Linked DNA regions of Mus musculus: region 2 is linked to region 1. A link is a loop called in an ENCODE intact Hi-C map of the cell type or tissue named here. Cell type or tissue: heart. All regions are shown on one strand. Links, peaks and the distances in the headings refer to the core of each region. The heading gives the core; the rest is flanking DNA.

Evidence for each region. Peaks named below come from ENCODE experiments on the same cell type or tissue, not always from the same donor. Only the 100,000 strongest peaks of a DNase experiment are listed, where the experiment ranks them.
Region 2: it touches region 1 in a loop (4-fold over the local background); 12 of 42 quality-filtered maps call a loop at or near these places.

What each region holds. Positions count from the first base shown.
Region 1 is chr12:54,200,232-54,208,036 of GRCm38, forward strand. It overlaps Egln3 (egl-9 family hypoxia-inducible factor 3), which reads right to left and starts at 3,643. Exons shown (of 5, transcript NM_028133.2): 1 at 2,974-3,643. The coding sequence starts at 3,330. In heart, for the core only: a CTCF peak has its summit at 5,152; DNase peaks (open chromatin) are centred at 2,250, 3,630 and 5,150; H3K4me3 peaks cover 2,611 bases; H3K27ac peaks cover 2,333 bases.
Region 2 is chr12:54,349,516-54,357,320 of GRCm38, forward strand. Gm35895 (a long non-coding RNA gene) reads left to right here and starts at 1,309. Exons shown (of 3, transcript XR_381605.3): 1 at 1,309-1,391; 2 at 3,178-3,371; 3 at 3,629-3,724. In heart, for the core only: a CTCF peak has its summit at 3,954 (motif pointing left); no DNase peak of the experiment used is centred there; H3K27ac peaks cover 334 bases.

The sequences.
Region 1 (7,805 bases), core at 1,319-6,318:
TTCTCTGGAAAACAGCCATTTGCAAGCTCTAGGCAGCCAAAGAAAAAGGAGCAAATTATAAGCAGTATTTATCTTGGATATGGTCTAGATCTTCAGGAGGGAGTAGGAACAGATAACCATTGCTAGTTGGAAAGCAATGACCACACTTGAGGGTAGGGGGCGCCATGATACTCCTCGGGACCACAGGGACTTTTCCCAGAGGGACTCCAAACCCCATTTTGCTATAACAGAGGCAAAGCAGAAAATTTCTAACACACACACAGACATATGTTACACATACACACACATATACATATATACATATATATATATGTATATATATATATATATATATATAAAAATGACAGGGACAGGAGTACTAAGAGTCCTCCCACAGTCTAGGTATAGTAAATATTCTTGTTTATTCCCAATACCTTTGCAATCCTGCTCACATTATTCAATGACCTTAACAAATCCAATTTAAAGAAAAAAAATGTAATGAGGGTGTATATGAGTACAATGCATAGGAATGTAAAGTATATTTAAAAAAAAAAAAGTCTAAACTAAACGTACAAACTGGCAGTTGCTAAAAAAGCCTGGTGGGAGTTCATGCTAGCCTGCCTACATGTGTGTATGCTTGAAATTCCCTCGATCAAAAGTTATAAATAAGTTGAAAATCAGTACAAGTTCTCTCCATGAAGAGAACAGTTTTCCCCTGGAAGCATAAGCAGGAAATTAGGTCTATCTATATCAGTACTGTGGGAAGCAGTACAAAACGAAGGACACTGAGGGAGGAAAGGCACGTAAGAAAGAAAACAGGCCAAGTGAAAGGAAGCCAGGGTAGCCCTATAGACAGGATGTGACTTGACAATGCATCACCAGCAAACTCCAAGTACGGGACCCGAGGCCACAGGCGTCCTTACAGAAGTAAATCAAAGTTTTACACTTAAAAGAGAGAGAGAGAGAGAGAGAGAGAGAGAGAGAGAGAGAGAGAGAAAAGAAAAAAAATTATCATAATAGTTTGTTGAAACTTATTTGGTTTTGGTTTTTTTGTTTTTTTTTTTTTTTTTTTTTTTTTTTGGTTTTGTTATTGTTTTGGTTCTAATTAGCCAGGGAATAGTCCAGTCTAGGGATGGACTTTGTGAAGGGTGTGAAGGAGAGCTTTGTGCCAGGGACAGTCAAGACAGCCAGAATCTGGATAAGGAAAGATGGCTCTTCCGTGGGCAAGACAGATTTTCTCTTTTCGAGCGCAGTCACCTCACACAGTTAACTGAAAAGTTACTGGGTCCACCCCGGGATCTACAGAGCCTGCCTGCTTCTCCCTGGCACTTTTTTCATTCCCTATGAATTAAATTCTAGCTCGGGGTCCTCCTGCCATCCACTAAGTCAAAGCTAAATAATAAACCATGCTAGTGATTCGACATATCTTTAATTCTAATCTCCCTCAGAGGGGAAAACATTACTCCTAAACCACCGAGGGTAAATTCTTTAACAGCTAAGCTTGGAAGAAACTTTACAGAACTGATAAGGTGTCATTTGGCCTTTCGGATTAAAGCTACAAGTGCCTCCCAATACAGAGGCTAAGCCCGGGACTATCAACAAGGTTATTTAGTGCAGAAACACCCCAGATGAAAATGCAGATGATCCAGTCTACCACCAGACTGATGGAAGAAAAAAAAAAAACAAACAAAACAATAAAACCCTCTATCATCCATCATTCTCTAACAGAATTCAGGTAACTACTCCCAGCATTCAGAAACCAACAGTTCCTCTAAGATTTACTATGGTTCCATTCATAAGGACACTCGTCAGACAGTCCCTTCACCTCCTCCTAGCCTGACAGCAGCCTGCAGCTCCCAACTCTCTTCACCCATCACTTCCAGACATTTCCAGTTGATCACTTGCTTTTTATAAGGGTGCTCTTTCCAGCTTTGGGGACAAACAAGACTACAGTAGTTGATCCCAAGGCTGAACCTACACTGAGAAACTTTACAAGTATTACTAAAGAGCGGCACATGGTTCAGTGCCCACAATTCCTCTGCTGCTAGCATGCTCTACCTTGCTGGACTTCAAATGAAGTTTTCATGACTCTAAGAGTCCCTTGTCCCGCAGCTACACGGGGGCAATTCTCTCTGAATTGCTCCTGGAGAGAGAGTTTGACTATCCTTATAGGAAGAAATGGCCAGGAGCAAGACTAACCCAAAGTGATGTTACAGGCACCAGCTCCTCCACCTCCCATTGGTCTACCGGCCTGCCAATCTACCTGTAAACATTTTCAAGATAAATCATCACCACCCACTGCCCCCATTACGGGCTATGAGAACAACAAAAACAAGGTTTCTACCCAGAGGTACCTCACCACTCTCTTCATGGACCTTATCAGGTTGTTTGAGTGGATTTTGCCATGAGTTTATAGGAAAAGAAAGGCGATGGCGTGGGGCTCAGCACTTGGGCTGAGGGGTCTATGAGAATTCTGAGCCCCAGGGCTCAAAGGCTGCAGCAGAAGTGGAGGACTTAACCTTGTCATACCGAACTCTTCCCTCCCACCCTACCTAACTCTACAAGCCAACTAACACAAGGCAAAAATTAGACTTGCCTCTAGTAGAGTTAAGAGTGCCTCTGGCTACTGTGAAGGGCAGTACCGGGTGGCTTTAAAGGAGGCACTTCGGATCATGGACATGCGTGTCGCAGTGTTTCCAATATCTTTTCCCTCCACCAGCCAGTTGTCCTTGCGGTCATCACCAAAACCAGGGCAATTCTTTCAGAGTCAGCAGAAGCTCATCATCACGAGACACCTGAGCCCCTTAACGTGGACTTTTGCTTAAGGGGTTAGGCCAGGAGGTGGAGGGGACGCAAGTAGGGCAGATAGGCAAGCTGACTTCTTGGTTAAAAACCAAAGTTCGCTGCACCCCAGCGAAGGCGACACAACACTCCGAATGAAGGCTTCCCGTCCCCTGCAGCGCAGCTGCGGCTGGGCACCCGCACGCATCCTACCTTGGACCGCTCCTTGACATAGTATTTGCCCAGCCGGCTCCCGCAGTACAGGACCAGCCGGTCGATGAGGGACAGGAGGAAGTTGATGGCCTCGCAGCCCTCCTCGTTGCCCCCGATCCACGTGATCTGGTCGCCTCGCAGGTGCCGCTTGGAGACGCCGGCGCACGGCCCGGCCAGCTGGCCGTCACGCAGGGCCCCGTTGTAGTGCAGCTGCTTGACTCGCTCCAGCACGCAGTCGCCCACCACCTCGCCTAGGAAGTTGTCCAGGTAGCAGAAGCCGACCTCGTGCAGACAGGGCACGATGTACTCCAGGGCGATCTTCTCCAGATCCAGCCTCATGATGTGTCCCAGAGGCATCTCGCCCACAGAGCCGAGGCCGGGGACCCCCAGGGTGCACGCACCCAGGGCTTTCCCAGCGCGAGCGCACAGCGAAGATGCGGAGAGCCGGGCCGGGGACTCTCCCACCTGCGGTGGTCACAGTCCCCGAGCCACTTTAGCTCCAGAGGCGGGGAAAGTTGCTCGAAACTCTGAAGAGAAGGGATCCCGGCTCTGGGACCGGCGGGAGCAGTGTAGGGCTCCGCCACCCAGCGCCGGACTGGCCCAGTGAGAAGTCGGAGGGCCCTTTTTGGAGATGCAGAGCCACCGCCGCGGCGGCCGTGGCCGGGGGAGGAACGAGAGAAAGCACCGCCTTGACCCCAACGTCATGGTCCCGCCCCCGGGACTGCCCTCCTCCGGGCTCTTCCTCTTGGACTGGTGCTGCGGAGCATCTGGGTGAGCTCCACTCTAGCTAACCTGTGTGTGACCCAAGAAAGGGCTGGATTTTTTTTTTTTAATGCTCTCGATTTGCATATTGATTTGCGTTAAATCCCCTAACAAACTTGAAAACCTGGATCTCACGTCTGAGATGCACATGAACAGTTTATTGCCACTTTCTGGGCTAGTCACCTCTCTGGTGACTATATTTCTTAAACATTAAGGTTTAAGCTCTACCTAGTGTCTTTCCTTCTTTCCTCTTCTGTTTGATTCGGGTCTGGCTGTTCCAACCCCTGTGAGAGAGAGAGGTGAATTTAATTTTAACCAAAACTGACTGATTCATTAACAAACATTCCCCTTGACCTCCCCCCACCCTGTGTGCCAGGCTGGTGTGTATCCCCTGAGAAGGGAGTGGAGGACAGAGAGATAGGGAGGCGCCCCGGGAAGGGAGAGCACTGCCAAATCCTGCAAATTTTTGTATTTTGTCCTGCGGGAGATGTTCATGCACCATTTATACTCAAGCTTTTTACTAAAAGGTTCTGAAATTCTCTCTCAAAATCACTCGCACTCTCCCCAAAAGATACACTGTGTTCCAGGTCTCTCTGGCTTCTACTACATGCAACTTGCACTAGAGCCCTAGGCCCTACCCAAAAGGCTTAATTATCTACTGTAAGGTGGTCTCTATACAGATTTCTGATGCCCTTTCCTTCCAAATGAGAGAGAGAGAAACAGAGACATCTAAGACAGAGGGAAAGAGAGACAAACACAGAGAGACAGAGAGACAGAGAGTCAGTTCACATCTTTGCACATTTAGATTTTCAGTTAAGTCAAATGAAAAACTGCACCGATTTTTCAAGCATCACTAATTTTGGACATAAAGTCCTTTTTGCTTTTATTCTCTTCCCAATAGCCCCTCTGCTCACCTTCTCTGAGGGGAGAAGTGGGGGTGCAGTTCATGTGAAGGAGAGGCAGAGGAGGAGAGAGTGCTGACAGACTGGGAAGAAGGCTGTATTGTAGTCAGTGAGGGCAAACAGGGCCTTGGGGAGTGGCAGTCAACCAGAGAGGGTGTAAGCAGCTTTGAAGAAACCTAACTAGCTCCATGGAGAACAGGGACCCTGTTAATGGCCTTGCTCAGTTGGCCTCTTCCATATGTCTGTCCAGGAGAAGGTGTATTTCCTTAGGGTAAAGGCTCAACTTCAAGAAGCTGTTGTCCAAAAGCCCATAGCAGCACTGGGGTGACAGGAGCCCATGTCCTTGAAACACTGATGCCAGCACATGATAGATGGTTGGAAAACAGTCTCCTGAGACACTGACATCTGAACCTGGGCCCTGCAATCACCAGCTGGGGTTTTAGACAGGAAGCCAGCAGGACAGGACCTTTTGCAAGCAGTACTGAGGAGCCTCCCAGGGTATCTAGAGCAAGACCTCAGCGGCCACTGGAGGGGGACAGTGAGAACTTCTGCAGAACAGCTGTCCTGTCCCATCCCAGTAAAGGCAAACAAAGCAAAGGCTGGAGAGTAATTTATCTTCATTGGGGATAGAATGGAAATGAGTTCCAAACAGGAGGAAAGGCCATCTTCCCACTGTTATCTGAGCCCCTCTCTAGGAGCCACTCTGACCCCTCTTATGATCTGCAGGGACACCTTGGAGTAGGAAGCTGTGGAAGGTAGTACCTTGGGGCTTTTGCAGCTTTGGAGATTGTAGTAGACTTCAGAAATATCCCAATAAAGTTATTAACTTAATATTTAAATGGATTTCCATAATTTCAGAGCACAGTGGCTGCTAGTGTAGTCACAACTAGAACAACAGTTCAAGCAAGTTCAGGCCTGATGCGGTTCTAGATGACTTCAGTTCCAAAACGCGTGCTGGTCAGGAAGGGAGTCAATCCTGTAGCCCCATCCCTGCTTGGCTTACTAATCAATCACAGGGAACTTACTAATCAATCACAGACCTGCCAATCAACTCAGAGCTGCCAGCACTGAGAGCAGTAGGGAAGTCAGACATACTGTGACTGGGAGAAATCAAAGTTCATGATTCTACAGAGGGCACAGACAGGCAGGAGCCAAACGGGCTCTGAGGCTGAGCACCAGATGGGCAAAATCCAAGTTACCTGTAAATACATTTATTTCAGATATTTGTCCATTAACCTAAGTCATTTTAAAGGTGACTATTATATTCATCAACTTTTCATTGCTTTGGCAATGTACCTGAAACAGTCATTGTGGTGGTTTGACTAGGAGTGACCCCCTCCCGTGAACTCTCGGGTTTGAATGTGTAGCCCAGAAGGAGTGGTACTATCAGGAGGTGTGGCCTTGTTGAGGTTGGTGTGGCCACGTGGAGTGTGTTGTGGAGGAACAAGCTTGAAGTCTCAGAAACTCAAGCCCAGGCTCAGGGGTGCACAGCCACTACCTGCTGCCTTTGGATCAAGATTTAAGACTCTGAGCTCCTGCAGGACCATATCTACCCGCATGCTGCCATGCTCCTGGTCATGACAATAATGGACTAGAACCCTAAAACTGTAAGCCAGCCTCAATTAAATGTTTTCCTTTATAAGAGTTGCCACGGTTATGGTGTCTCTTCACAGCAATAGAAACCCTAACTAAGACAATCATTTAAAAGAAACAACGGTTTATTTATTTTGGCTCATGGTTTTTAAGGTGTTGTCATAGTCTTTGGGGACTGTGGCAAGGCCCATCATGTCAGGGAGAGGCAAGAAGAGTGATAAAGAATCCAGGGATCCAGAATCAGATACAAGGGTCACCCCCAGTAACCTAACGTCTTTCTACTAGACCACCCTTCTAGAGGTTCTACCATTCCCCAGCAATGCCACTGGCTGCCAATCAAATCTAAACATACGTGCCTTCAGGAGACACAAGCCAGACCATAGCAAGTATTAAAATAACTTCAAAAACATACAACCAACTTTGTTTTCTTTTTTTTTTTCCTTTTAAGATTTATTTATTTATTATATATAAGTACACTGTAGCTGTCTTCAGACACACCAGAAGAGGGCATCAGATCCCATTACAGATGGTTGTGAGCCACCATGTGGTTGCTGGGACTTGAACTCAGGACCTCTGGAAGAGCAGTTGGTGCTCTTAACAGCTGAGCCATCTCTCCAGCCCCAACGTTCTTGTTTTTAATTCTGTTATGATAAAATACCCTAATAGAAGCAACACAGAGGAGAAAGGCTTATTTTAGCTCAGAAGTCACAGTTCATCATTGCAGGGAAGTCAAGATACCAGGAGGTAACGTAGCTAGTCACATCACATGCACAATCAACAGTAGAAAGCAGTGAGTGAATACATGCATGCTTCCCCATCTCCACTCTTACACATTTAGGATTCCCTGCCTAGGGAATGGTGCCACCCAGAGTGGGCAGGTCTTTCCCACTCAGTTAAGTAATCAGTTAATACTTCTACAGTCTTCTTACAGGCAAGCCTGTCTATATAATTCCTCTCTGAGGGGTTGGAGAGATGGCTCAGGAGTTAAGAGCTCTTGGTGCTCTTCCAGAAAACCAGATTCCCTTGTGGTAGCTCACGGCCATCTATAACTCCAATTCTAGGAAACCCAACTTTCTCTTCTGATCTCCAAGATAATCGGACACATATGTAGTGTGCATAGAAATGAATGCAGGCAAAACATCCATATACATAAAATAATAAATGAAATATAGATGATTCCTTACTGAAACTCCCTTCCCAGAAGATTCTAGATTGTGTCAATTTGGCAGTATTCGACATCACATGATTTCAAAGTGAAAACTTCAGCATCATTTAGCATGTTACATTCATGTTACAGCATGTTACATTCATGTTACAGCATGTTACATTCATGTTACAGCATGTTGCAATCACTACCTCTGTGCTGCCAAAACATTCTAACTGCCCCAAAAGAAAATTCTACACCCCTTGGTCAGTAATTTTCTGTTCCCAACTTTCCTCAGTCCCTGGCAACCACTGATCTGCTTCTGTTTCTCTGAGTTTACTTATACCAGACATTTTCTCTAAGTGGACCATACTATATGGGACTTCTTCCAGCTGGCTTCTTTCTTGTCACATAAAGTTGTTTTTCAGGTT
Region 2 (7,805 bases), core at 1,837-6,836, 150 kb after region 1:
ATCTAAGTGAGTTCATGATCAAGCAGCTCAATTATGGGGGACTTTTCCCCCTGGAAGAACACCTGACTTCTGCCAATCACTAGCCGCCCATCTCTGACTCAGCACTCTGAGAGATGAGCCCTGTCTGTGCTCCTTCCATAGCAGAGGATTAGGAGAGTCCGACAGAGGCCCCAACTGACTCTCAGCCACTGTCTGGCCACTGTCTGCTTCTCTTATGGTCTTGCAACCTCCTGAGAATGAAGATTTTTTTTGAGTCTGACTTTCTCTGAGTAGACAATGCTATATGATGTACTGAAGTACACACATTCTATACTTTCAAATGCCTCTCATATAGGAGACCCTAATGGGCTCAGCTCTAACCCAGGAAACCAGTCCCAGTCTGTCTGGGAAAAGAAGATTATTACAGAGCTAGTCAGATGTACAGACGTAGCCATGGGCATGAGCAGGAGAAGCAGGACAACTCCTAAAACTATTCTCTTTCATAAAAGTAACTTTAAGGAAAAAATATTGAAAAGAGAATACACAGAGTGAGCATTCTATGTCACAGGCCTGGACATCATAATTCCTTCTGTGAAGTACCGGGAAGTAACATAACCTAAGGGAAACAAAATGTCTCCAAACTATACTTCTACAGTTCTTTCTAAATTTAAACACGAATCATATCTTCTCTCCCTGTGCACAGCAGAAAGAGACAATAGGAGCTGCCAAAGCACTGTGTAAGTGATAGACCCCATGTCAGAGCGAGATATCACTGAAGCCCACTCTCAAGACCATATGACCCCCACAGAGAGAGAGAGACAGAGACAGAGACAGGGAGAGGGAGGGAGACAGAGTAATACAGAGATAGAAAGAGAGAGACATAAAGAATGACACAGAGAGAGACGGGGGTGGGGGGTGGGGGGAGGGAGAGAGAAAGGGAGAGAACATAGACACACAGTGCCTTTGCTTACCCAGAAAGATAAATGGCAGCCCAGTTAGTTGCCCAGCAACCAGTCCCTCCACCTCATTCCATATTGGCTGGATTCCCAGAGAACCAAAGATCTTTCTGGGTACTAGTAAGAACTTATTTCCACCAATATTTACTTCTTTAGTTTACCATGGAAAAAAATGACTAAGAGACACTAGGGTCCTTGTTTGGGAATGATAAGTGGTAGCTAGAGACTGATACTGAAAAACTCCGTATGAGTAGAAAGAAACATACGTGAATGGATGGAGCATTCAGACAGGGCAAGTGACCGTGATGAAGACAAAGTCAACACATTCATACTTCTGTTCTGTTGGACATTAAGGGCAAAGGTTTCCGGCAGAGGTACCTCAGAAGGAGCACATTACAGTTTGAATTTGAAATGTTTCCCCAAAGCTCATGTGTTCAGAGGTCAAGCCTTTGGAAGGTGAGTACACTGAGAAGATTCTAACCTCATCAATGGGTTAATCCATTGATAGGACCATGGCTTAATAGGCTACTGAGAGTTGATGGAAACTTCTGAAAGTGGGGTCTAATTAGAGGAATTAGGTCACAGACATATGCCCACAAAGGTCATATCCTTATACCTGGCTTATTTGTTTCTCCTTCCTCCCTTTTCTTTTTCCTTCCTTCCTTGCTTCCTCCCTTTCCCCTTTCCTTCCCTCCTTCCTTCTTTCTTCCCTCCCTCCCTCCCTTCCTCCCTCCCTTCCTCCCTCCCTCCCTCCCTCCCTCCCTTCCTTCTTCCCTTCCCTTCCCCTTCCCCTTCCTTCCTTCCTTCCTTCCTTCCTTCCTTCCTTCCTTCCTCCTCTTTTCATTTCTTCTTGGCCACCTCAAAGCAGAGGTCCTGTTGTGACCTATAGAAAACCTTTGGCCCACAGTTATGGCAACGAAGTCAACAGAATAATACATTCTGTAGTAATAGTGACGAAGTTAGCGTTTCCTTGCAGATCCTAGTAATTACACCCTCTTGTTCCTTTCCCAAATGCATGCAGTCCTGCCCTAGGATTGGTGTGTGTGTGTGTGTGTGTGTGTGTGTGTGTGTGTGTGTGTGTGTGTTAGCATATGCAGGAGGTGCAATTCTTATTGGAGGTACAGCTGCCTGTGTGTTAATTCTAAAGGTTGTGACATTTCCAAGGTAAGTGGCCCACACTCCTTTAAGTAACTAAGAGACCCTAATTTACTTGTTCACCAGCCTGGGCTTGGATGAAATTCTTTTCTGGTCTGGTCTGTCAGCTCCCTATCTGGGGCAAATATAATGTTTCTTTACTTTGCCCCAAGAAAAGTCACACCACCCTGAGGTGAGTGGTTTTGCTCTACCAAGTGGTTCCCACCATGATATCTGTGTCACCTTGACTTTCAGAGCCCCCTCATCATAAACTTAAATCTCTAAAATCATGGGCCAAAAGGAATAAATAAATAAATAAATAAATAAATGGATAAATAGATAAATATCTAATTTTAAGTTGTTTATCTCAATTACTTTGTCACAGTGGCACAAACTTAACATAGCATGGTATAAACCGACCTGTCTGGCAGGAATGAACACCTGCTACAGACACATTGGCACTTCCTTCTTCATCAGACTGTTGAAAGAATGGACCCCAAGAAACTGCAATGTCCCCAGGAACCTCTGTACTGGGAGAGGAAATGTCTGAAATTGAGGGCATCCAAAGGAAGAACTTGTTTCCAGAAGAAAAAAATGCACAGGTCAGGTGACCTTGTAAGACAGACTGACCTTCAGGAGAGGCTCAAGGAGGTGGGGGGAGGGGACCACATCTCGGAGACTGTTTCATTACGCATATCTCTTGCTTTCTACTTAAACTTGTCAGAACCCCCAAGACAGACTCAGAGAAGTCATTAAGACTCTTTGTCCAGGCAGTGGTAGCGCATGTCTTTAATCCCAGCACTTGGGAGGCAGAGGCAGGAGGATCTCTGAGTTTGAGGCCAGCCTGGTCTATGGAGTAAGATCCAGGACAACCAGTGCTACACAGAGAAACCCTGTCTTGAATTTAAAAAAAAAGACTCTTTGCCCCTCTTCCCGATATGGCCACATTGACTAAGTGTCCTCTTTCTGCTTCTCACTATTAATTTGGCTCCTCTAATCAGCTTATTGAAGATGGGTGGCCAAGCCTGACTTGTTGGTTACACACGATATGATACCCGAGTTCAACAACAACAGAACTTCTCATGAGGAAATTATCCTTCCACCCCAGGCCACCATGTCTCCCCACTTCTCAGCCTGACAAATGTTCCCAGCCAGCCCAGGAAGTCCTGCCTTCTCCAGCTCTCTTCTGGGACACACACGGACTCTTCTGACATTTCCAGGCACCTATTACAACCCAGTCACCATGCCAGTCCCTGGAGCTAGAGATGCCAGACATAGCCTACATGCCAGGCCCTGGAGAAGGTAGGGTCTGCTCTCTGCTTTGAGATCCACAGTCCCTTCATTTCCATTTTGAGATCTTACCCTAGGGCAAGACCTGTGGCTCAAACACTCAACCCTTCCAATTCCCAGCGCACTGTGCTTTTTTCTTTCCTTTTCTTTCTTTTTCTTTTCTTTTTTTCATTTTCTCTTTCTTTTTCTGCTGCAGCCGCCTTACCTTCCAGGAAGCCTTTGGTTTAGAATAATATTTACATGTATTTGCATTTCTTTTGTACACACAGATGGGGGGATGGTCATGGCGGAGAGTTTTGCTTAGAAATGAAACCGCTTCCTGGGCCGGTACACAAAATGCTATTCCAATTGCCAATTTCAAATCCTGAAGCAACTCAGTTCAGCTCAAATCCAGGTGATTTCTCTCACGCTCCCTCAGTCCCAAAGCCCCCGCCCCTGCTTTTTCCATGGCTGCTTTGTCATTCTCCACATAAGGCAGGGGTGGGCAAGCTCTATTTGTTTTGGTCTTATACAAACTGGAAATGTTTCCTCCTGCAATCTTTCATGGTTTTTAGTCATTTTTAGAGAACTCTGTGGGCACCCTCTGGTGGCTGACTAGAATTTTTGCCTACAAAAATCAAGAGTTTGACTGAGATGGCTTAATCTCACTAACAGTCCTGATCTTTGGCTTTCCGTGGAACAGCGTGAGTTTCTCTGAGAAGTTAGTTCATCGCATGAAGCATGAGAGACAAGCATGCAGCAGTTGGTTTGAAACCCGCTGAGGAGAAAGGTGCCGTACAAAAAAATGCTAGCGCTAGGTGCTGCCATGGCTTGTAGGTTGCAGTGTTGCCAGGCCAGCCTGGGTACATGGGATGAAAGGTGACCTTCTGTGGGCTCTTGGAAGACTTAGCTTCCACAGGAAACACATGCACAGCACGCAGAGCACACACACACACACACACACACACACACACACATGCTCCCTGGGTGACAGCTGTGATGGACGGTAACAACGGAACAATGGCTGACTCCTTTTTTGTTTAAAACCAAAAGAGAATTAAGTCAAGCCAAAGAATGATATAAGGGAGGTTGGGAGGTCAGCGGAACTGGAAAGGTCCCAGGAGAAGGGTAAATCAGGAAGACTAACGCTTGACTTCCTTAGACCTGCTCAAGAGAGCAGCGGCTTTTGAAAACCCCTCAGGTCTTTGGAGAATCCTTGGGGTGGCTGGGGAGGTCGAAACTAGCTTTCGGGAAGAATTATGCGGCCCTCCTACCTGATCTCTCATGCCCTTGAGCCCTGAAACCCTGGGGGTTTGATAAGTACTGCAGCTTTGTCAACAAAGACATCAGCTTCGTTTCCTTAACTCTTTCCCAAAGATTTAATTAGTCTCAGGATATTCACCGGAGTCAGTTAATGTCACCTTCATATTGTGAGCAGAGGTGCACAGGGGTTAAACATGAGTGTGACTTCAGGGACTCTAGGAGGCAGCTCCACTGCCCTGGTGCCCCGGAATCTCCCCTGCCGTGGCCTCAGTTCTCAGTTACCACCCATCATGCACTTTGTCCCTCTGCACAAGCGGCAGAAGTGAAAGCCAGCAGGACAAGGTTTCATGGAAGGGCACTCTGGGAGAAGCAATGTCCCAGCAGGCCCTAGAAGCCAGAAAGACAGCCCAGCTGTTCAGATCCCAGACCACACAGTCTTTAGGCCTCGCAGCATCTTTTACCTGCAGACAAAGAGGCATTGTCTACCAGGACAACTTCCTTAAGGAAATTATTTTCATGTGCTCTGTTTCACAGCCAGAGCCCAGGGCAAAAAGGAAGTCCCAGTTCCAGCAAGCTGTCAGTCACGCTGCTCCCGCTCCCAGGATTGGGGTAACAGCTACTTCTCAGCCAGGATGCATTTGAGAGTGCTGTGTGCGAGGGTGGAACAATGTCTTGGGTGGGTATTCCAGAAGCTGAGGTATGATGACTGAGCAACAATGGCACCGTGACCACACCTGTGGGAGCAGACGAAGCTTAGCCGCCCTCAGAGACACCCTGAAATCCACTGAGCTGAACCCGGTGAAACCTCTCCTTCACTTTCTGTCTCTGGTCTGTGCTTCCAGTAAAATGAAAATATCATTTCATGGCTGTTGTGGACCACACTCAATCTGGGCTGTATCGACCATCATGCTAATTGCAGCCAACAATACTTGCTGAGTACAGGCATCACCTTTTATACAGATTAGATTAACTTACTCATTTTCATGACAACCAAATGTTCCCCATTTTAAAAAAAAAAAGGATACCAAGCAAGGAAGTGAAATGCCTGGCCCCACTTGGGATGATGGTGGTTAAACATGAGTTCATTCAGGGTTCATTCAGGCTGATGGGCACCAGGCCCTGAGCTCTTCACAACCACTGCTGCTATTCCTTGAAGCCCTGTGTGGCAAGCTCAGTTACCCTTTGCAGAAGCCTGCATATGGTATGTGCTGTAATCATTCCCAGCTAGTGATGAGACCATAGAGAAAGTAAACAAGACTACACTGCTAGCAGAGGGAGAGACAGAGTAAAGCCAGTGTTTTCAGTCCTTGGACCTGAGGGCAGGCAGTTAAGAGCACTTGCTGCGCTTTGAGAGAAGCAGAGTTTAATCCCCAGCAGCCATGTGAGGCAGCTCTCAGCCACCTGTAACTCCAGCTCCAGGGGATCTGACATCCTCCCCAGGCCTCTGAGGGCACACAGTCACATTCTTACAGACACATAGACACACACACACACGTAGATAAAATAAAAATAAATCTCAACTAGTAAATAGTACAGAGGGACTCTGGTATCTACATGCAAAAGATGAACTGCTAGATGTAGGCTACAAAAATCAACTCAAATGGAAGAAAACATACAGGAAATGCCACAGGACATTAGAATACACAAGGACAAGAGTTCAGAGGCACATGGAGAAACTCAACCATCCCATACGAAAAGGTGTCTGCCCAAAAAGCCATCAACTGTCAAAATGAAGAAAATCTCTAGAATGGGAAAGGATGCTTGTAAGCTCTGTGCCTGAAAGGGAGTTCAAGCCCACAATAGTTAGAGAATTTTAAAATCTCAAGAGCAGTCACAATTGGTCACAATGCAGAGGGTCAGTGGCTGGACAGTGCTCAACCACAAACAGGATATCTATTCCACAAACTGTTACCTGCGGCTTAGGGATCATTGTGGAAAAGGGGGCAGGGAGGACCACAGTGAAACGGTGTCTCCTGAGAGTAACAGGACCACCACCCTCATGAGCTCACAGCAGCTGTGGTTGCTTACACAAGACCTGCTCAAGATCAATACAGGCTACAGTCTAGCATGGACGGAAGCTTAAGGAGCTCATGAACTCTCATCCCTGATGGAGAGGCTATGGACAATGGATGGCTTCGAGGAGGGTGAATGCCAGCTTTCCTTAAGGGTGTGGCTCCTGTAGACTTCTCCAGTGGATGGTCCTACACTCACAAGTACATGCACAGTACCAGCCAGAGTCGGTGCGCTGTTGACTAAAAGAAACAGAGGTTAAGAGTGGGAGTAGGAGTAGGAAGCTGGGCATGAACTGGGGAGGATTTAAGAGTAAGAACTCAAGAGTGAATAGTATAAAAACATATTGTATAAAATTCTTGAAAAATTAATAGAAATACTTTTAAAAAAGAGAACAAAACAAGAAATAACCCAATTAAAACCAAGCAACAAACCTAAATAATCATTTATCAAAATAAGACATGCAAAAAAATCAGCAGGTACACAGAAAAAAAAATTGCTAGCACAAATCAGGGAAATACAATTTAAAGCCACAGTGAGAGATCAAGTCACTCTGGTAAAATGGTAATTATCCAAAAGGCCCAAAGTGGGAAGTACTAGTGAGGGTGTGGAGAAAGGGCTCCCCATGCACTGTTGGTGGGGATGTGAATCAGGATGGATTGTTAGTCCCTTAAAATACTAAAAGTACAACTCCCGAGTGACCCACAAGTACTAAAAGTACAAGTCCTGCGAGACCCACAAATCCCATTACTGAGGATGTACACATCCAAAGAAGTAATGTCGGCTTGTCTGAGACAATCTGCACACCCATGTTCACAGGGCTAGTCACAAAAGCCAAGATATAGAGTCACTCTAAGCATACAAATGATATATGATAAAGAATAAGTCACACATACACATGCATGCACATACACGCATGCGTGCACATGCTGGAATATTATTAAGCGGGGGGGGGGGGAGGGAGAAACTCTGTTGTTTGTGGCAATGTGAATGGAAATGGAGATCACTGTGTTGAAAAAAATAACAAAACAAAACAAAAAACAAGCTTAGAGTACAGAAAGACAATGCCCTGGTCATTCACATGCAGGACCTCAGAGGTTGATCTCTTACAAGTCTCGAGGAGAAGGATTTCGGTTAACAGAGAGCGGTGGAAGTGGTAGGAAGGCGGCACGCAGAGAGGTTGACTGATAGGGA